Linked DNA regions of Homo sapiens: region 2 is linked to region 1. The links are chromatin loops, found by intact Hi-C in ENCODE. Cell type or tissue: CD4-positive, alpha-beta T cell. All regions are shown on one strand. Links, peaks and the distances in the headings refer to the core of each region. The heading gives the core; the rest is flanking DNA. Region 1 overlaps LOC107985745 (a long non-coding RNA gene). Region 2 overlaps SELP (selectin P).

Evidence for each region. Hi-C counts contacts between places; a loop is a spot of excess contacts. Peaks named below come from ENCODE experiments on the same cell type or tissue, not always from the same donor. Only the 100,000 strongest peaks of a DNase experiment are listed, where the experiment ranks them.
Region 2: a loop joins it to region 1, with 1.9 times the contacts of the local background. A loop is called at or near these places in 20 of 110 quality-filtered maps.

What each region holds. Positions count from the first base shown.
Region 1 is chr1:169,675,629-169,687,305 of GRCh38, forward strand. LOC107985745 (a long non-coding RNA gene) reads left to right here. Exons shown (of 3, transcript XR_007066727.1): 2 at 7,841-7,997; 3 at 8,128-8,304. Among named protein-coding and RNA genes, the nearest start is that of SELL, 30 kb to the right of the region's middle. RefSeq lists an enhancer at 4,857-5,106. In CD4-positive, alpha-beta T cell, for the core only: no CTCF peak of the experiment used is centred there; a DNase peak (open chromatin) is centred at 5,183; H3K4me3 peaks cover 509 bases.
Region 2 is chr1:169,608,035-169,619,711 of GRCh38, forward strand. SELP (selectin P) reads right to left here. Exons shown (of 17, transcript NM_003005.4): 2 at 11,095-11,185; 3 at 8,994-9,380; 4 at 5,552-5,659; 5 at 4,895-5,080; 6 at 4,183-4,368; 7 at 3,458-3,643; 8 at 1,470-1,655. Among named protein-coding and RNA genes, the nearest start is that of SELP, 16 kb to the right of the region's middle. In CD4-positive, alpha-beta T cell, for the core only: no CTCF peak of the experiment used is centred there; no DNase peak of the experiment used is centred there.

The DNA of each region.
Region 1 (11,677 bases), core at 1,867-9,866:
GATTACAAATTATCCCTTTATCAGAGTCTCTCAAGGTTGGATGTATTTGAGGTCCATAAGAGCAATTTAGGATTAACAGTAGCTGCAGAAACCATCTGCAGTGATATTCTCATTTTAAATCCGCGGGAAAGAAGACAGCTATAAACTTGGGACCTGGGTTTAAGCATTTTAAATGCCAAGTTCACCATTTTCTAAAACACAACAAATACCCAGTGAGAGAGGGAGAAGGGAAGTAAATGCCTCTGAATAAGCAAGTTAATGTCAGTAGTTGTACTGTATGCATATTGATGAACAATAGAGGAACCAATGTCCAATCAGATGAGCAGGATATTTGGCAATAACAAGTTGCCTTTGAGGAAAAATGATTTTCTTGGCAAGTTCTTTATCAGCATTACAAAGCTAAAAGCTACGCTTATCATCACTTATACTAGCATACCCTGTTGTGCAAATGCTGTCTGTGTTTGCATCTGCTATTGTTGATGCCTGGTGCATGAATCAGGACTCCAGCCCACAAGTTTTCCCAGAACTTTCTTATGGCCATCATCTTTAAGTGTCTGGTGAACAGTCATAGTTTGGTACACAAAAGGGTCAACCTGGGGGATGGCTAGGGTTTGACTCAGTCGTTACATTTCAATAGAGCAGGAAGGGGAAATGGTGGCCTGTAACCTCAGGGAATTTTGCCAGTTGGTCCACCCCACTCTCTCTCTCCTGCTCTGAGGAAGTGGCACAGCCTAGAACAGCACCACAGGTGAGAGAAATGCAAACCCTAACCAGAGAAGCAGACTCTTTGCCAGTAGTAATAGTTCAGGACCACCACCAGCTTTTATTAAAATTTTTAATAACACTCAAGTATTGGCAGAAAGAAATAATCTTGGGTTAACTATAACTAGAATATTGACTCTTCCTCTGTGGAAGAATCAGCCAATCACATTTGTTTACATCAGTTCCCCTGAAGAAGAAAAATACACTGATGTTGCAGCAAGACAAATTTAAGCTAGATGTAAATAACTTCCTTTAGCCTGTAATGCTAGGCTAATTACATATTGGAACTATTTTTTCAGGGAAGAATTGTGTAGGGTTTCAGGGAAGAATTCTGAAGAAAATATAGAGCTGAAATGATCTTGCAGCTCACTGAAACTGCAGGGTTTAGATCCACACTGATACTCGTTCTATTATCACTGTAATGAAGGCTGATGGAATAAGTAAAAATGTTTTGTATTAGTATGTTTTTACACTTATTTGCAAGGCATAAATAGGTTAGGTTTTGATCTTAATTTAATTCTAACATGTATTGTGCACAAGCTGTGAGCAGTTTTCAGGAGTTAGGTATCTGGCCATGACTGATTTTTCAGGAGTTAATCATCTGGTAGAAGGGTCATACACAATAGGAAGATGTGTGTGACAGGTTGTGATCATTACTATAATCACACAGAGAGCTGTAGAATTTTAGGCTGGCAGGGTGGCTCACGCCTGTAATCCCAGCACTTTGGGAGGCCAAGGCAGGCGGATCAAGAGGTCAGGAGATGGAGACCATCCTGGCTAACACGGTGAAACCCCGTCTGTACTAAAAATACAAAAAAAAAAAAAAGCCAGGCGTGGTGGTGGGCGCCTGTAGTCCCAGCTACTTGGGAGGCTGAGGCAGGAGAATGGCGTGAACCCGGGAGGTGGAGCTTGCAGTGAGCCGAGATCGCATCACTGCAATCCAACCTGGGCGACAGAGGGAGACTCAGTCTCAAAAAAAAAAAAAAAAAAAAGTCATGTTAGATCCAGAGGGGTAGCAACTGGGGCTGGGCTGTCAGTCAACTCAGTCAACTCAGTCAACTCTGCTCCCCCACAGGAGATGCCAGTGATGCATTTTCATGGCCAACATTGTCAGTCAGCATCATTGAATTACTCCTGATTATAGAGACACAGCTGCAAACGATTCCCCATTAAATATGATGTTTCTTGCAATGTTTGGAAGGTACTCCTTTTTAGTAAGGGAAATCCCCTCTTCTGGCTTGCTGAAAGTTTTTTCTTTCCATTTTAAAAATCGTGAATTCCTTTTTGCAATATTGAGGTGGTTATATGGTTTCTCTTCTCTAATCTGTTAATATGGTGATTTAATGGTTAGAAATTTTCTAATGTAAATTCCACTCATATTGCAGAAATAAACCTAAACTGAGCATGAGGCTATATTTTTTATTTGCTTCTATATTTGGTTGCTATACAGTATTATGTTTAAGATTTGTTCACATATATTTGTGAATGGGATTGGACTATTTTTCCTTCTTGCCGATTTTTATCTGGTTTTTAAATTAAGGATATTTTAGACTTATGAAATATTTGGCAAACAATCCTTGGCAAGTAATTTTTTGGGGAATTTGTTTTGGCTATTTTGAGTATTACCCAATATATTTTAATTAAGTTATTCTTAATGTTTTCTTAATTAAAAAAATTACCTACTCTAGAGATATTCTTTATGTACTCCAGATTTTGTCTATTTATACCACTTTTCTTTTTTCCTCGATGAGTGTCATAGATGTTCATCTATTTTTTTATCTTCTTTGATCTTCTCTTATTCCTTGTTTCTATTAACTTCTGAAGTTTATTATTTTCTTTTTTCCACTTCCTTATGGTTTATTCTTTCAATTTTTCTCTAACTTCTTAAGTTGGGTGTTTAATTTTTAGCTTGCTTTGCTTTTTTAGGATAAGCATTAAAACTACAAATTTTCCTTGTTATTCTTTTGCTGCACCCCAAATTGTTGATATTTCTATTGTCTAATTTCTATTCAATTAGAATACTTTAAAGTTTCTTTTTGGTTTTTAAAAACTAACTTTTTAAATTGACAAATAAAAATTGTGTATATTTATTGTGCACAGCATATGGCTTTGAAATATATGTACATTGTGGAATGGCTAAATTTAGCTTATTAATGTATGCATTATCTCACATACTTATCATTTTTTGTGGTGAGAGCTATGTGACTTTTGAACTTATGAGTTATTTAAATATTTTTAAATTATTAAGCATATTGGGATTTTAAGTAATTTACCTTTTTATTATTAACTTATAACAAGTAGAACAGTTAACCTGTATGATTCTACATCATTGAAATTTATTGACATTTGCTTCATAGTCTATTATATGGTCTACTTTTGTTCATGTTACATCTGTAGTAGAATTGGCTAATAGTTGAGTAAAGTACACATATGTCTATGAAATCAAGTGTAATCCAGAGAAAAAGAGAAATTTACTGAATATATTGTTCTAGGTGCTATTATATGTTGTCATGTTTAATCCTCACCACAATTGTATGAGGCAGCCATAATTAATTCCACTTTACACATGAGGAGCCTGAGGGTTAAAAAAAAAGCTAGCTCTACTATTTGTAAAGAATGAAGCAAAGATACAAATGAAGGCCCACATATCCTATAACTAGATATTTAAGCATTTTAATTCAAGCTTTAAAACTGCTAAATAAAATGTGCTCCAATTTCTATATTGACAGACATACCTTCCTAATGAGCTGGGGTTCGAATTTAGAAATCTTTGATGCTTCAGAGTCCACACTGAAATGTGGAGGCACATAGTGAGTTGGTCCCCAGCCTTCAGTCCACCCACCTTCTCTTTACTAAATCACCTTTCACATACATGTATGAACACCCCAGCCTCCAAGTCCAAACCCTAAACAAAATGGGACACCCTTGTGCATACACAGAGACACAGCCCATCCTCAGGAAAACCTGGAAAAGTCCATACAAGTTCTGGAAGCAAGCTTGGGACGGTTTCAGTAGTGTGGTCTATAAGGGAGGCCTCAGAAGACAGGTTTTCTTAATTCTGTGAACTTCTCCCACAGTAGAAAGGGTGCTGGAGGAGGGTCAGAGTGAGGACTTCTAAAGCATGGGTCCTGAGTAGGGGCCACTCTTGCCCAAGTCTAAGAAGGGTACTAGAATAGCACACTACTACTAGATACTAGAACCCAGATACAAGCACAGGTCTTCTGAAATTAATAATAATAATAACTATTACCATTATTATACCAGTAGCTGTCATTTATTTAGTGCTTATTATTTGCCAGTCACTGTTCTAAATTCTTTACATGTATTATACAACTGCCATATAACTGCCATATGAGGGATGTACCCTCATTGTCACCATTTTACCGATGAGAAAACTGGCATAAAACGTTTAAGTAACTTGTCCAAGTTACAGAGCTTAGTGAAGCCACAATGTTGCTCAATTTGCTCTCAAACTTCAAAGGGATGGGAAGGACACCTAAGTCATAGAGTCTTTAAGAATCAGAGCTAGAAGGAATCTTAGATGTTATCTAGTCAGCCTCCTCCCATTACAGTCCAAGAGAAGATGGCCCTGAGTTACTTGTAGCTATTTTTGCATGTGAATTGCAAGTGAATATACATTCTACTGAAGATAAAAGATATTTAAAGATATCGCTGGATATAGGAACAGTGGTTTTAAATCTCTAGGCTTTAACTTTTCTCAGAACAAGAAATCCTTTTTGGTTTTAATCTATATGCACATCTGTATTTTTCTCAATTATCGGGTAGTAAAATATAACTTTTCTTCTGTAATATTTTTTAACTTTAATGAGTGTTCCTCATAATAGAAAAGTTTGGAAACCATTGCTATGGGTATATACTTTCTAAAGGGATAGTAATTTCTCTAGAATATTCATTTAATGCTCCAGAAGTAATTAGCACAATTGTGCAAGTCTGTGCATCATCAACTATACATTCTGCCTGTTTACTCCAAATCCACATGAAACTGATTATACAGTCAAAGGCGAGCCCAGTGGAGAGGCATTTTTGGAGACTTCCTGGTACATTGAGACAGGGTCGGCCAGTCTGCGTTAGGGTCTTGGTCAAAACTGCATTTCTGAAACTAAACTCAGATTGCTTTCTTTTAAGGGGTCAGAACTGATTCAAATCTACATTTTTAAAAGCCTTAGATGTGGGGCTTTTCCTATTCCCAGTCTCCGCTATTGGTCTTTGTGAATCCACAGGCAATTTGGCCACATCCTTGACTCTCTCTTATATTAAGAATTAAACAGCTAAGTTCATGCAGAGGAAATATAACAAAGGAGGGACTTTCCTACAAGATCTTTGAAAAATGGAACATTTGCATAAGTCATATTTAGCCAGAACTGTTGTTTTATATTTTCCTTTCTGAATACTTTGTTACACCTCCTCCCAGCCAACCCCCCCCCTCCCTGACCCCAACTAGTCAGAGACCAAAGCCTTCACAATGGTTTACACTTGAACCTTCCTGGCCCCACCCTCATCATCACGCCTGAATAATTACATTCACTGACTGGTCTCCCCTGCTTCCGTTTATCTCCACTCCTAAACCCTCTGACACCTTAATCTTCCCAGAATACCATTGTGATCCTGTTCCACTCTTGCTCAAGTTTTCCCAGAAACTAGAGTACAAACTTTATAAGCTTTAGAGTTGAAAGCCACTCTATCTCTTTTTCATCCCCAGGTCTCTGCCAAGGCAGTATAACCTGTCCAACATCTCTAACTTCAATACCTTTGTCTTAGATACTAGACTCTCCTCCTGGTTTCTAATTAAACCTGATCTAGGATCTAATTTTGCCTCTGAATTCTGTTGCCCTTTGCCAAGTGATCTCTTCCTCCTCTGAGCCGCAGCATCTCTGAGCTTGCACACTTAGCATAGCCATAGCACACACAGCCTTAGCTTGCAGTTCAGGGTGTTTACCTTCCCTCCCCTTCCAGATGCTGGATCCCCAGGGATAGGAACTCTGCCCTTATGTGTCCATAGCCCCTGGTAGTATGTCTTGCAGTCGTACATTTTCAGCAAATGTTTAATTGGTTAATTGAAGACAACTGTCCCATGCCTTAAGCCTCTCTTTTTGCTAAACATGCCTGTGTCCTTTGTCATTGAACAACTATTTTGATCTATTTTCTTCCTGACATAGGGGTCAGTTCCGAGGATGCTGAAATCAAGAGACATAGCTTATTCTCTCAAAATTGCTTTCAAGAGTGATTTTGTTGTGAATTGAGAACTGGCTGCCTACTTTTGGACTACCCACTTCAGCAAGAGTGTTTGAAACCAAATCTATTCTAAGTAATTTTTTATTCCCTTTTCTCTATGGCATTAGACACACAGCTCTTTTAAACTACCTTTCGTTATCTATTAAACAGACATTCAGTAACTCTATAGACACTGTCTAGCTATATGAACTTAGACAAACTAATATCTCTGAGCTTCAGTTTCTTAAAATTTAAAATGAGGACAATACCATCTATGGCCGGGGATTAAATGCTATGAGGAATGTAAACCAGATGTCAGGTACCATCTCTCTAAAATCCAGATAAAATGAATTAAAAATACTGGCCGCAAACCCTCTCTAAGAGTTCTCAAAATTCTCAGAGAGCTTAATTTTCATGCTCACCATAGCACCGATTTTCTTCTAAATATTTTGTTTCTACCAAAATATTTTGTCCCAATTTTGCCTTTTATGGCTATTTCTTCATATCCACTTTCCCAAACTAAAGAAGCAGCCCCTTCACCTTAAACTCCTCCTTCAAAGCAACCTAAATACAGGTCTGGGTTTGTATTCCTAGTGGGATGTTACAGAGGTTAGTGTGATGCAGAGGAGGAGTCATGCTGTTTAAATCCATACTAGTCCCCAGAGGCCAGGCTGCTTCTGCCACCCCTACCCCTCCCGCCACAGAGCTCTTCAGCTTCTCACATTTCTAGTTCTTCTCTCTCTACTTTCATTACCTTCTCTCTTTTTTTTTTTCTTCTCATGTGCTCACGGGAGCAGAGAAAATTAACTCCTCTAAGTTTTCTTAACACAGAGTGCCTTAATTACATATTACTATTGTTTGAGTTCCTGCCAACACTACGTCTGTAGGGTCACACCTGCTATATTAGAGGCTTATCAAAAAAAGATAGCTTTCTCCTAAAAAGGGATTTGGATGCCTACTAAGATAACTGGATGCCAAGATAAGTTTAACCTAACAAACTTTATTATTATTATTATTATTATTATTAGAGATAGGTACTTATTCTGTCACCCAGACTGCAGTGCAGGGATGCAATAATAGCTCACTGCAGCCTCAAAGTCCTGAGTTCATGCAATCCTTCTGCTTCAGCTCCCTGAGTAGCTAGGACTACAGGCATATGCTACTCTGCCCAGCTACTTTTAAAAAAATAATTAGGGATGGGGTCTTGTTGTATTGCCCAGGCTCGTCTCAAACTTCTGGTTTCAAGCAATCCTCCTGCCTTTTACCTCCCTAATTGTTGGAGTTACAGGCATGAGCCACAGCACTCAACCAAGATTTAAAAACTTTTAAAAGAAATCACATTACTTACTGTTATCATCATTATGGTTACTACCAGTGTTAAAACAATTGGTATTGAAAACACCACTACCAGATCAAGCTTCAAACCAAGATGTCAAGTAAATATTATTGTCAGACCTCTGAGCCCAAGCCTGCAGGTATACACCCAGATGGCCTGAAGCAAGTGAAGAATCACAAAAGAACTGAAAATGGCCGGTTCCTGCCTTAACTGATGACATTCCACCATTGTGATTTGTTCCTGCCCCACCTTGACTGAGGGATTAACCTTGTGAAATTCCTTCCCCTGGCTCAGAAGCTCCCCGACTGAGTACCTTGTGACCCCCACCCCTGCCCACAAGTGAAAAACCCCCTTTGACTGTAATTTTCCACTACCCACCCAAATCCTATAAAACAGCCTCACCCCTATCTCCCTTCGCTGACTCTCTTTTCAGACTCAACCTGCCTGCACCTAGGTGATTCAAAAGCTTTATTGCTCACACAAAGCCTGTTTGGTGGTCTCTTCACACAGACCATGTGACATTTGGTGCCGTAACTCAGATCGGGGAACCTCCCTTGGGAGATCAGTCCCCTGTCATCCTGCTCTTTGCTCCATGAGAAAGATCCACCTATGACCTCTGGTCCTCAGACCAACCAGCCCAAGGAACATCTCACCAATTTTAAATTGGGTAAGTGGCCTCTTTTTACTCTCTTCTCCAGCCTCTCTCACTATCCCTCAACATCTTTCTCCTTTCAATCTTGGCACCACGCTTCAATCTCTCCCTTCCCTTAATTTCAGTTCCTTTCTTTTTCTGGTAGAGACAGAGGAAACGTGTTCTATCTGTGAACCCAAAACTCCAGCACTGGTCATGGACTTGGAAAGACAGTCTTCCCTTGATGTTTAATCACTGCAGGGATGCCTGCCTGATTATTCACCCACATTTCAGAGCTGTCTGATCACTGCAGGGACGCCTGCCTGGATCCTTCACCTTAGTGGCAAGTACCACTTTGCCTGGGTGGCAAGCACCACCTCTCCTGGGGGGCAAGCACCACCTCTCCTGGGGGGCAAGTACCCCCCAACCCCTTCTCTCCATGTCTCCACCCTCTCTTCTCTGGGCTTGCCTCCTTCACTATGGGCCACCTTCCACCCTCCATTCCTCCCTTTTCTCCCTTAGCCTGTGTTCTCAAGAACTTAAAACCTCTTCAACTCACGTCTGACCTAAAACCTAAATGCCTTACTTTCTTCTGCAATACCGCTTGACCCCAATACAAACTCAACAATGGTTCCAAATAGCCTGAAAACGGCACTTTCAATTTCTCCATCCCACAAGATCTAAATAATTCTTGTCGTAAAATGGACAAATGGTCTGAGGTGCCTGACATCTGGGCATTCTTTTACACGTCGGTCCCTCCCTAGTCTCTGTTCCCAATGCAACTCATCCCAAATCCTCCTTCTTTCCCTCCTGCCTGTCCCCTCAGTCCCAACCCCAAGTGTCGCTGAGTCTTTCCAATCTTCCTTTTCTACTGACCCATCTGACCTCTCCCCTCTTCCCCAGACTGCTCCTCCTCAGGTCGCTCCCCGCCAGGCTGAATCAGGCTCCAATTCTTCCTCAGCGTCCGCTCCTCCACCCTATAATCCTTCTATCACCTCCCCTCCTCACACCTGGTCCAGCTTACAGTTTCATTCTGTGACTAGCCCTCCCCCACCTGCCCAACAATTTCCTCTTAAAGAGGTGGCTGGAGCTAAAGGCATAGTCAAGGTTAATGCTCCTTTTTCTTTATCCAACCTCTCCCATCTCAGTTAGTATTTAGGCTTTTTTTCATCAAATATGAATACCTAGCCCACTCCATGGCTCATTTGGCAGCAACTCCTAGACATTTTACAGCCTTGGACCCAGAGGGGCCAGAAGGTCATCTTATTCTCAATATGCATTTTATTACCCAATCCACTCCCAACATTAGAAAAAGCTCCAAAAGTTAGACTCCGGCCCTCAAACCCCACAACAGGACTTAATTAACCTTGCCTTCAAAGCGTACAATAATAGAGTAGAGGCAGCCAAGTAGCAACATATTTCTGAGTTGCAATTCCTTGCCTCCACTGTGAGAGAAACCCCAGCCACATCTCCAGTACACAAGAACTTCAAAATGCCTAAGCCACAGTGGTCAAGCATTCCTACAGGACCTCCTCCATCAGGATCTTGCTTCAAGTGCCAGAAATCTGGCCACTGGGCCAAGGAATGCCCTCAGCCTGGGATTCCTCCTAAGCCATGTTCCATCTGTGTGGGACCCCACTGGAAATCGGACTGTCCAACTTGCCCAGCACCCACTCCCAGAGCCCCTGGAACTCTGGCCCAAGGCTCTCTGACTGACTCCTTCCCAGATCTTCTTGGCTTAGTGGCTGAAGACTGATGCTGCCTGATCGCCTCAGAAGCCTCCTGGACCATCACAGATGCTTTTGGTAACTCTTACAGTGGAGGGTAAGTCCGTCCCCTTCTTAATCAATGCAGAGGCTACCCACTCCACATTACCTTCTCTTCAAGGTCCTGTTTCCCTTGTCTTCATAAATGTTGTGGGTATTGATGGCCAGGCTTCTAAACCCCTTAAAACTCCCCAACTCTGGTGCCGATTTAAACAACATTCTTTTATACACTTCTTTTTAGTTATCCCCACCTGCCCAGTTCCCTTATTAGGCTGAGACATTTTAACCAAATTATTTGCTTCCCTGACTATTCCTGGACTACAGCCACATCTCATTGCTGCCCTTCTTCCCAACCCAAAAGTGGCAACTCCTTTGCCACTTCCTCTCATATCCCCCTACCTTAACCCACAGGTATGGGACACCTCTACTCCCTCCCTGGCAACAAATCACACCCTCATTACTATCCCATTAAAACCTAATCACCCTTACCTGGGTCAACGCCAGTATCCCATCCCACAACAGGCTTTAAAGGGATTAAAGCCTGTTATCACTTGCCTGTTACAACATGTCCTTTTAAAGCCTGTAAACTCTCCTTACAATTCCCCCATTTTACCTGTCCAAAAACTGGACATGCCTTACAGGTTAGTTCAGGATCTGTGCCTTATCAACCAAATTGTCTTGCCTATCCACGCCATGGTGCCAAACCCATATACTCTCCTATCCTCAATACCTCCCTCCAAAACCCCTCCATAACCCTTATTCTGTTCTGGATCTCAAAACATGCTTTCTTTACTATTCATTTGCACCCTTCATCCCAGCCTCTCTTCACTTTCACTTGGACTGACCCTGACACCCATCAGCCTCAGCAACTTACCTGGGCTGTACTGCCGCAAGGCTTCATGGACAGCCCCCATTACCTCAGTCAACCCAAATTTCTTCTTCATCCATTACCTATCCAGGCATAGTTCTTCATGAAAACACACGTGCTCTCCCTGCTGATCATGTCCAGCTAATCTCCCCAACCCCAGGACTGGCAAATTGACTTTACTCACATGCCCCAAATCAGGACACTAAAGTACCTCTTGGTCTGGGTAGACACTTTCACTGGATAGGTAGATGCCTTTCCCACAGGGCCTAAGAAGGCCACCGTGGTCATTTCTTCCCTTCTGTCAGACATAATTCCTTGGTTTGGCCTTCCCACCTCTATACAGTCTGATAATGGACAAGCCTTTACTAGTCAAAGCACGCAAGCAGTTTCTCAGGCTCTTGGTATTCAGTGAAACCTTCATACCCCTTACCGTCCTCAATCCTTAGGAAAGGTAGAACTGATTAATGGTCTTTTAAAAACACACCTCACCAAGCTCAGCCTCCAACTTAAAAAGGACTGGACAGTACTTTTACCACTTGCCATTCTCAGAATTCGGGCCTGTCCTCGAAATGCTACAAGGTACAGCCCATTTAAGATTCTGTATGGACGCTCCTTTTTATTAGGCCCCAGTCTCATTCCAGACACCAGCCCAACTTGAACTGTGCCCCAAAAACTTGTCATCCCTACAATCTTCTGTCTAGTCATACTCCTATTCACCATTCTCAACTACTTGTAAATGCCCTGCCCTTTTTTACAGTGCTGATTTATACTTTTCCTCCAAACCATCATAACTGATATCTCCTGGTTTTACCTCAAACCGCCACCCTTAAGTCTCTCTTAAAGTGGATAGAAGATCTTCAGTGACAAGGTACACTCCAATACTTTCACCCTAATAAAGCCCTATTCTTTACTTTTATATTCACTCTTATTCTTGTTCCCATTCTTATGCCACTCTCTACCTCTCCCCAGCTATCTCCACCACACTATCAATCTCACTCACTCTCTCCTAGCCATTTCTAATCCTTCTTTAACAAACAATTGCTGGCTTTACAATTTCTCTTTCCTCCAAAATCACCGAGTCC
Region 2 (11,677 bases), core at 1,291-9,290, 68 kb before region 1:
GAGCTCATTGTGTCTTTTTCTCCCAGATAACATATACAATACATTCCATAACTCAGACTAAGTGTCAGCATCATGGTGTATAGCCATCTATTCTATTGCCTTCTTGTTTTTTCTTTTTTTTTTTTTTTGCTGTTCAATTTTTTATTATAGTGAGATATACGTAGCATGAAATTTAATTTACCATTTACCATGTCACCAATATCAAGTGTACAGTTCAGTGGTATTAAGCACATTCATATTATTGTGCCACCATCACCATTATTCATCTCCAAAACTCTTTTCATCATCTCAAACTGAAACTCCGTATCCATTAAACCATAACTCCCTATTTCCCTCTTCCGCCGAGCCCTTGGCAACCTCCGTTCTACTTTCTGTCTCTATGACTTTGACTACTCTAAGTTCCTCATATGAGTGGAATCATACAGTATTTGTCCTTTCATAGTGGCTTATTTCACTTAGCATAATGTCTTCAAGGTTCATTCATGTTTGTAGCAGAGGTCAGAATTTACTTCCTCTTTAAGGTTGAATAATATTCCACTGTAAGTATGTGGAATACTTTTTACTTATCCTTTCATCCATTGATGGGTGTTTGGGTTGCTTCCACATTTTAACTGTTGTGATTAATAGTGCTATGAACATGGGTGCACAAATATCTCTTCAAGACCTGCTTTCAAACCACTGCCTCATTTTAAAATCAAGGTATACTTAGGAACCCAGAGGAGTCACATAGATTGCTCAGAGGTCTCCGTAAATGAAAACACAAAATGTCAATATTACACTTCTGGAACATGACTTTAGTGTGAGGTACTCCTCGTAAAAAAAATAATAATCCTTGTGAACCACCACACCCGCCCCCCATGAGTGCCTTAGTATAAGAGCAAAAGATTAGAAACCTAACATATTGAAAGAGGATCATTTTGTCAAATCAGACCACAGACATGTGATTTATAAGGTAACATGTCATCATCATCATTTTCCCTATAAATCCTATAAGAGTTTTAAAGTTGCGTTTACACACATTAATTCACAACTACTAGTGAGGCAGGTAGGTAAGGCTGATAATAGTAGCCCCATTTTACAGAAGATACTGAGCCTCAGAGAGTCTAAACCACTAGCTTAAGGACAGGAAGTGACAGGACTGAGCTAAACACCTTGTCCATTACCCTTCCCCATCCCATGCTATTCCTCATGCATGATTTATTCCCCCAAGCCCCATCTTCTTCATTCCAATGCACCCTATATGTGTCAATCAGTGCAAACCTCACCTTGACTATACTATAGTGGACATGTGCCTAAGACTGGCTTCACGCACCGTTTCATCTCATCCCTGGTCCCAAGCACAAAGGACATGGCCCATAGTAGGTTCTCAGTGAATATCTGATAAAGAAAGGCATGCCAATGCTCAGTGCAGATGCTGATGCCTCTAACGAGCTGAGACACACAGAAAAACATTACCACTGTTACAGTACCTTGACAGACTGGGGCTGGTGCTGTCCACTGTCCCAAGTTATCACACCGAACTATATCGGCTCCTCTCAGCATGAAACCTTCAGCACAGCGGAAGCTACAGTTGGTGTCATACTGAAACGCTCTCAAGGATGGAGAGCAATCCATGCTTCCGTGGACAGGACTCTCCAGCGGCTCACACGAAATAGCTAAGTGGAAAAGGTATCTTCTAAAGCCAGGTAATGGAAGGGCCGGGTTCTTCCTCAGAAAAAATTCCTAGATGCTATATCTTTCCTGTCCACATTTTCAGTGTGTTCAGAACCCTAAAACCTCCATTTTCCAAAAGAGAGACTGCCTGGAACACCTTCCCATGCCCCTCTTGGCCTGACTCACTCTCACCTGCCCTTCAGGTCTCAGCTTAGACTTCCCTTTCCTTAGGAAGCCCTCCCTTCCCACCTTAACTAAGGGTAGAAGCCCCTGCAATGTGCTCCCACAGCCTCTGTTCTTGCGCTGTTCATACATGATTGTCATTCTTCCCCATTATACCGTGGTCTCCTCGAAGTTGGGCTCAGTCATTCATAGTTTTATTCTGGAGCTGAGCAGAGTGTTTTGTACATTGAAAGTGCTCATTAAATATTGACATTATCTGTGAAATTGAACCTGAAAAGAGTATATACAGGAAAATGCTGGACTTATAGGGAAAAAAAAAAAAGCTGGACTAGCATAGCTTATTGTTGACACTGTTACCTAGTCCTGTAAAATGATCCTGACCGGGCTTTGTCTCTAGAACACAGGATGTCATCCTAATCAGACTTCAGTTGCCAAGTGAGTGCAGCCAAAGTGAATTCCTGAGCACAATTAAGCCCTGAGTGACCTCAGTTCTGATAAAGATTGGTTTCCTCATGCTCTTCCTTGATAAAGCATTTCATTTCCAGGCTATTTCTGAAACTTTTCAAAGTGTAAAGACTACCTCTTTGCTCTGGGCTTTGACCTCTGGTTTTTACAGACTCAGAGCATTTAAGAACCAAAAATCCGGCTGAGCACAATGGCTCACACCTATAATCCCAGCACTTTGAGAGGCTGATGTGAGTGAATCACTTGAGGTCGGGAGTTTGAGACCAGCCTGGCCAAAGTGGTGAAACCCTAGTCTCTATTAAAAATACAAAAAGTTGCCTGTAATCCTAGCTATTCGGGAGGCTGAGGCAGGAGAATCGTTTGAACCTGGGAGGCAGAGGTTGCAGTGAGCTGAGATCGTGCCACTGCACTTCAGCCTGGGCGACAGAGTGAGACTCTGTCTCAAAACAAACAAACAAACAAACAAACAAACAAACAAACAAAAACACCAAAATCCTCTAGTGTTTCTCTCTTCTCTCTTATGTTTTAGGCAAGAAAAGTGAGGTTCAGAAGTGTTAAGTGACTTCTCTAAAGTCTCATAGCTAGATAGTAGCAGGGTTGGGCTTGTCATCCAGGTCTGGGAATTCACTAATCTATCGTAAATTTCCTATTCTCCCATTACCACTGTCCGCCTTATAAACTGAGGGTGTGAGGCAATTGCAGAGAATTCATTTTGGCGGAATTATGTAATTGCCTGGGATTGCATCACACACTTTTTCGATGCAGTGTTCCTTCCTTTGCTTCTTTGTCAAAGGCTACCCTCAAAGACTACATGGTGAACCACTCTCTTTAGCCACCTTAGCCGCTGCTCCCAACTCCCTCTCAAGTATAGGACATGGTCCTATACCTCGGATATGTCAGTAGAGCAGAAGCTCTATGCTAGGTACTTTATACATGCTATTTAATTGTATACTTTTTATGTACTTAATCCTCACAAGCACCTTGCAATTCTTAGCTCCATTTCACAGATGAGAAAACCATGGTTCCTGGAGGTTGAAGAGCTTGCTCTAGTGCAAGAACTTAGAAGAGATCACCCCGACACTGAGAGCCCTTGGCCTCTCTACCATGCCATGATTCCTTCTTGGACAGAATGGAGGTTGCTAATGAAAAATCCTACCCTCACAGGTTGGCAAGGGTGCAGACCAGTGTCCAGAGTCAATGCAGCGGAGCATGTCCAAGCCCCTCACTCTGTAGCCGGGCTGGCACTCAAATTTACAGCTGGAGCCATAGGCAAAAGCAGTGAGCGGATGAACACAGTCCATGGTTCCTTCACTGGGGGCTTCCAGGTGCTGACACTGCACAGCTGGAGAGAATAACCAAGGATAAAGAGAAAGATACTGAGAAAGGAGAAAAGCCACACAGAGAGCAATGGTGGAACCACCTCTGAAATGCAGGTGGAGCTAGCAAGATGTAAAGGTCAAGAGACCCTAATGATGTTTGTCCAGACTTGGATTACCAGTTCCCAGGGTGATCTGAGTCTGTTAAAAACAAAGATTCCTCCAAGCTGTATTCTTAATGTCCTCTATTCCCTATACTTCTATAAACCTGTCTCAGTAGGTCTTCTAGTGTCCACTTATAGATGTAGAGGCCACCCTTTCTAATCTTATGGGGAAATTATGAATGAGGCCATTCTGAAACTGCCTGCATTTGTGTTTGGGGAAAGAAAGGAATTTTTTTCCTTTCTCATCTCAGATGAACCCAATCTAGCTGAATGGCAGGTAGGAAGAGAATTAAATTTTGGCAATTCAGGCCAGCTTCTCCATAAGCTGGTCAATTTCATCTATGCACTAAGTAAGGACTGGGTGCAATGGACATTATACATCCCAACTACCTGAAACTCACCTTTACACACTGGGGCTGGGGCTGTCCATACCCCCGAGGCTGTGCATTGCACCACTTCCGGTCCAACTAATGCAAATCCCTCTTCACAACTGAAGCTGCAGCTAGACTGATGCTGGAATGCTTTTGCAGAATGAAGGCAGGTCATGTTTCCTCGTTCAGGAATCTTCAGGGGTGGGCACTGGGCAGCTAAAACCAACCACAGAATAATAGTGTGAGTCCTTGGACAAATTTTGTCCATCACCTTGGAAGCCTTCAAATTCTGCAGCAGTCACACCTTCCCAAAGTGGCAGGCAGGTTGATGCACTAGAATGGTTAAATGGTGTTTTCAATAGCTGCTTGGAAAGATCAAACACCCTTGTTTTTCATGTAGAGAAGTTAGGTAAAATTATCAAATTAATAATTCTTAACCCCTAAGTCCTCATCATTGTACTCTGTTTACTTTACAATTAACAAAGGGAAAGAGGGGTCCCTTTGTAATGTTTTTGCCTGCGAATCAACAATTAAACTGACTAAGTCACTCTACCCATAAAAAAATACCATGAAAATTGAAATTAATGTTACTCTGGTTGACAGTTAACAGTGATAACCAGAGTTTTCCATCTAACCTAGATGGTCATTATTTCTCACATTTTTTAATGGAGAAAGCTCATTGTGTCCTCTTCTCCCCCAAAATTCTATGTCAGTGAGGATGAAAAGAATAAGGTCTACATACCTAAACACTGTGGAGGCTTATTTGTCCAGATTCCAGAAGCCAAGCATTCCAGCTTGCTGGGCCCATTTACTTGGTACCCGTCAGTGCAGTGGAAGCTGCACTGCGAGTTAAAAGAGAAGTTTCCCAGAGGGTGGCTGCAGTTCATGAGCACGTGTTGAGGGAGCTCAAGTTCTCCACACTCTCTCACTGCAGGAGACAAAATAGTGATTTTTATTTTCCATGTAGAATTAACAGCAATGTCATGTTTGCTGAAAGCTGTAACTATTTGTGTAACCCTCTTAACTCTAATTTTCTAAACTTTTAACCCAAGCTATCCATCTCTACTTGGTCTCTTTGTATTGGCTGCATCTTGGGAAATAGTCATTCTTTCACAAGTTTTTACTTCAAACAAGTAAAATTAGCCTGAAAGTTCTGTTGGTTTTGCTTCCTTTCCCTTTCCCTTTTCTTTTTTGAAATTTATGAGTCAATGTTTTCTCCCAAGAATAAAATGTTTTTACCTAGAGTGTGTGTCTAGGGACACTGAGTGGAGGAGACAGATGATAGAGGGGGGCTGGTACCATCCTATTCTCACTGGAGAGACTTCAACATGATTTATTTACTTCTTGGCATCATCTCTAGCATAAAACCAAAATAATATCAACAAAAAGGAAGCCTCACCGTATTCACATTCTGGCCCATAGAATCCAGGGTAACAGGAGCAGGTGTAGTTCCCGATGGTCTCGAGGCACTCTCCTTGTTTGCTGCAGGACATGTCCTGGCAGGAGGCTGCATAGATATGGAAAGGTCAGAGTCATGGACATTCACAGATGTGAGGAAAGGCTGAATTCTCGTTTTGACCACAGACTCATCCCCTCTCAGATAGGACTGAGCTAGCCAGACAAGAGGGAAGCACAGTATCTTCTAGAGAGCCAACCTGTCCCTTGTGAAAAGCATTGTAGGGGCCTGCTGGAGTATTGCGTGGCTCCCATTTCATACTGCATTTAGTATTTCCTAAGGAGGGTATTGTTGTGTGTGGACACAGAGGGACAAATGGAGCCAATGACAGATGTGTGGACAGAGAAACCCTATGTGGTACAAAATGGGCTGTGGTTTTCAAACCAAGCATTGTTTTATTATGGAAGCCCAATGTCACGTATTACTGCATTGAGGTTAGGCACCAGATGTGGGGCGTGGGGTCACACAGGTGTGATATGAATCCTGGCTCTGCTGCCTACTTGCTATGTGACCTTAGGCAAGTTACTTCTCTGAGCTCAGCTTGCACAGTGTTAGAGCCCAAACCCTTTCACCTTTCATTTGCTTCAAATCTATGTCCAGAATCCTACAGTGGAGAAACAGAGGAGCCAAATGAGATGTTTAAGACGTACTCATGGTAAAGGACAAACAATCTTATGAGGTGATGTTTCATGAGTCTGAATACAGCAGGCGAAGAGAGTACTGACTATGGCTGAACTGCCATGTCCTCTTCACCAAGATAGTGCCACTCAGGTGACAGAATAGAGAAGGGCCATGGTTTCTTTCCTGCAAGAAAGTATTTTAGGGTATATGCACTTGATGAGAATTAGTATTAGAATTGATACTTTCAAAGCACTGAGATGTTTTTATTAATGAGGTCATAGTTGGGGGTAAGTTCTATGGCTGAACTGTTTTCTGGTGGTTACTTCCTCTGTCTTAAGCCCTGTCCACATGCTGGTTCACTTGGAAGTATATTACAAAAGAATATCCATATGTCATATGTGGATATGCTGTGCTACATGATCTCTATGTTTCCTCTCAATTCTGAGATACTAAAATTCTATAAACCATGCAAGGTTCTATAGGAAGAAGTTCCTGTGGCAGCCAGTGAATTTGGTGAAGCTGCACTGAGACACTGGGAAGGGTTCAAATAAAGAGAAGATGTAGGAGGCAATAGCAGCTAAATGGATACAGGTTTGGTCCACATCCTATTCACTTCGCTCCCTGACCTTAACCCCACCAATGTCTTAATACCTTACAGTAGCAACCCCTGCCTGCCCTATGTTCTTGGAGCATACAAATGTTTCCCCAATTATAGCTTCCTTGGGATCTCAGAACTCTAGGGGAAAAAAAGAGACAATGTTCTGTATTCTATCCCATTTCAGGGTTTCCTGAATAGATAGGTTAGCAATTTGTCTATTCCTTTGGATCTCCAGGGAGAAGATGATTTATTCATGATGATTCAATGAATAAATCTTTTTTCGATAGCCTGCTCTGAGGTCTAATAATTCCTGACATGTGGAGAATTATTCCAACAATCAAACTTAATTTCATATTACAGTAAATATATCTATTTCTCATCTCCCATGGATAATTGATGCTTCTCTACATCCTTTACATCTTAGATGGCAAAACGACAATCAATGGTAGTGGCTGCTTAGAGTACTGTGTTGGTGGAGATAAAACCCATCTGTGTTCAGGTAAAGTTGTATTAATTAGTGATGTCTCTACCACTGTTGTGGGTTAGAGGAGTGTCATCATTTATGCCAGTAATTTTTTATCTTTTTTCTATCTTGCAATTTTTTTGGCAAGCTTTATTGAGGAAGACTGTCTTGCAGAAATGGATTTTGAAGGTTGGGTGTGAAGGGGAAGTAGTGGCATATTGAAACAGCTAGTGGCAGTCAAGGTTATCTGATAAGAGATAATTCTAGGGAGGCATAGCCCAGAAAGGGGTAGAGAGCTGACTGGGAGAGCAGTAGGATGAGCTAATATCCTGGTAATGTCCATCCTGATCCATGAATATATGCTCAATTAATCAATTTATTTATATATAAATGCATTATTTATAAAGTAGATCTGATTATATGATAATGCATTCATGGATATGTTTTGCCTCAGCTAGGAGGCTTGGGGAGAAGAGGGACAATGTAGAAGGCTTGCTTTATTCTGTGTATTCTGTTCCATACCTGTACTGTTGAGGGCTTCTGAGGGAGAGGTGTTTAAAATCTAAAGAATTCAGAATATGTATGGCAGATGATTTATCAAAGAAGCTTCAGAGTACTTAGAAACTTCCTGCTCGGGGCAGTCCATACCATCCTTAGGCACAGTGTTCGTGTGCTACAAAGGACAGAACCGGCCCCTCTGGACAGGGAAGCAACATCAGAAAGAAGGAATCAGCTCTGACACTAGGCTCGTGACTAGAGGAAGACCAAGCTTTCAGGAATGTCTGCTTACTCTGGCACTGGTAAAGTTGAGAATTAAAATACACTCGAAGTATTTCACCTTCAATTACTTCTTTCCTTTCCTGCCCACTCCCCACCACTACCCTCCCACCAAAGTTCAATGGATCTAAAGATATGTTGTTGTTGAAGAGAAACTATAAAGCATTTACAATCCTTGGTTATATTCTCAAATTGTCTCATAAAAATGTAGAGCAAAGAATGTGGTAGTTTACATGGCTAAAAAACACCAACTTTGGAATCAACATGAGTGTGAAACTGGCTCCACCATCAACTAGCTTAGAACCCTGGGCAGATTACTTAATAGCTCTGAGCCTTTCCCTCATCAGCAAAGTAAGAGTAATAGAAAAACCTGACTGATGGAGTTGTCATGAGGACTAAATTTGACTAATATTAAATGAGCAAATGACACATGAACTAAATAAACTAATAACACAATGCCTAGAGCATACTGACATTCAGTAGCTATTAGTTACAGCTGTGTCACCTAGGGGCAGGGCTAAATTTCCTTCCAATTTACACTCTCTGTTATACAAGACACAGGGGTGAAAAAAAAGCTCTACACCTAAAATTTGGGAGACTGGTTTCTGGTCCTCACTTTGCTTCTGTCCTGCTCCACGGCCTTGAGAAACTAAAACCTCGTGAGTGTCCTTTTCATCAGTTATAAGATGAGACAGGTGAGCTGGATGATATTAAAATTTCCCTCTAGTTTTAAGCAGCTAGTTTTCTCTAATTCTGATCTTATATTCTTCAAGGTGCTCAATAATACTGATTGACTAACAATTTACCCCTTGATTTCATGTCCTGCCTTTGTATCTTTGTGTTGACTCGGTGGTTATGTTGGCCAACCAGAGAAGGCAGGGTTTTTTTTTTTTAACAGGAAAGTTTCAAAGTAGAGAAGGCCCTACCTGTGTAACACAATGCGTGCTTTTTCTTCAAGCAGTGCTCATCATTCCACTTGCCAGGGGCTGACGGACTCTTGATGTATATCTCCACGCAGTCCTCGTTGTTCCTTTTGTTGTTAGGTTCATTATCAGCCCAGTTCTCAGCCTCGTTGGTGAGAGCCTTTTTGGTTCCCACCCATGTCCATGTCTTATTGTTCTTTCGGATCCCAATCCAGTAGTAGGAGCTGTAGTAGGGTAGGACCTTATTGAGGTAATCAATTTCATTTTTATTCTGGATGGCCACTAAGTCTGTGTAGCGATTCTGGCAGTATTTACGGGAAATATTCCATGAGTATGCTTTTGTGCTGTAATGATAAGTCCATGCTGCCACTTCTTTCTGGTTTGTTAGTTCTAGAGTAAAGGAGAGTGAGTGCCAGGTTAGTACCCCTCACCAAAAAAGAGGCCGTGATCCCAAGTATGCTTCTGCATACTCAGATGAATTTCCGACCAGAACATTAATACACAAAACAACGACTAGTTTATGTCTAATGTAGTTGTTTGAAGGAAAAAGAGTGGTTTCCACCTTTCACTTAAAAGTGTGAATGATGTCAGAATAGGAAAATGTCATCTTCTGAGGATCCTTGATGTTAAAGGTTTGGAATCATAAGATATCAAAGTTAGGAGGGACCCTGGAAGTCATCTAATTTACTCCTGTCCTTTTATAAAAGAAGGAGACATAAGTAATTTGCCCAAGCTCAGATTAAATGACATATAAAATGTCTTAAGGGCAAGCTCTACCTCTTCACATGGAAAATAACATGCTTTATGACCTGGAGCCTACCAGTTGGTCCAGCCTCATTGCCCACTGTATGTACTTTCTCAGCAAAACAGAATTCCTACTTCCTTGAATTTGCACATGCTCTCCCCACAATCCTGGCTGTCCTCTCTTCTTATGTCTGATAAACTTTACTCCACCTATTCTCCATGGCTTTCCCAGGTGGACTCTGTGTTCCTTCCTCCAGGCTCCCACAGCACCTCATCCCTGCCTCCATTGTGCTCATTGCCATGTACGGTAATGTCTGTTTCTATGATACAGTCTACATCTGCCAGGTTGTAAATCTCCGACGGTGTTTTCTTTTTAGCTTTGGATCCTTAGCACTGAGCCTAGAGTTTAGCACTTAATAGGCCTTCAATAAATACTTGTTGAATGAGTGAAACACAGTAGGTTTGTGGCAGAACCCGGGTGGGAAATCAGATATCCTGATCTGCAATCTTATAGTCTTTCCATTCTTCTTGGCTGTTTGTCTTTCATTAACTACTCTACTTCTTCCATGTCTGAATACTCCCTTATTAAGATAGGGCTCAGAACAGCCCTTTTTCACAAGTGTTTTTGATACCAAATGAACTAAAGAATGTGCGTTTCAAAAGTATAAAGGTACTACAGCACTCTTATCATAGTCTGTGGGAGTCCACCCGGGGCAGGAGAGGCCATTTCCCACATGAAGAGGTGTACAAAGCAAGCAATCAGGCCTGGAAATGGGTTTCTTTCCTGTTTATTTAAAGGCTTGTTTCTATCCAACCCTCTCCTCTGCTGCCTGCATGAGGGTTAGTCATGCTTGTACCTCCCTTGCTGACATTTCCAGGGCATTGTTTTGCCTTAAAGACTTCATTCTGATATAGCCAGGGCTGCATTATGACTTTCATAGACTTCAGGCAACTTTGCCTATGTAGGCTTCTTCCTCCATGCTAACATATTAAAAATTCTATTTTGCAACTGCACTGGTACAAAGATGAATATATCACTATATATTAAAACATTTTCTTTGACTTCAAAGAAAATAATTATAAAAGAAATTCAGACGTGTGTGGGTCTTTGAAAATTTTGTGCGTCTGTGTCTACTGTGCCTAATGGATACATTCGTCCTGGATATATCATTTTAAGTTCTTTCCTATGCCCTTTCTACCAATATGATGGCGTTGGGTACATTTGTCTTCCAGCAATCTGGACTTGGACAGTTTTCCCATGCCTCAAACCAACTGGCTACAATCCTTAAATTTCTCACACATAGATCTGGGCTCTACCCTAATTACTTAGGCCTAAGTGAAAAGTTAGCATAAAGTTTACCAGAGATCAGGGCACTGAAGCAAAGGAGTTGGGAAATTCCAAAGACCACTCTCTGGAATCTCTGGTACAAGATGGCTATTTGGCAGTTGGCCTGAAACAAGAAGAGAAAACTTTCTTTTAGTATCCATACACCACCAACATGGCCAAAAATAATTCTAGTTAACAATCATTATGTTGAAGTATAATTGTGCCAATTTCCACTGGAAGAGTGGTTCAAGCCCTCTGCTTCCTTCTTGCTTCTCATTGCCCTGCTTCTAAGTTCTACCCTGGATGGACACTGTAGCAAGGCTGGGGACAGAGTTCATTTCTTCATTCATTCAACAAATGTTTATTGAGTAGTTTGTGCCACCAATGTTTTTATTTTAAGATACATTTTTAATGTGTATGGAAGAAAGCTAAACACATTAATATGGCTGTCATTATTATTATAAAACAATCTTTTTAAGAAGTGGTATGTCATACCCAAGAATAACAGAAAGTCACATGAGAACTTCCTGACCCACACAAATAATGTCTAACCTATACTTTGAGGTGCAGAGCATCAACAAATTGTGTTATGCTATGCCATCTATTTTGTACTATG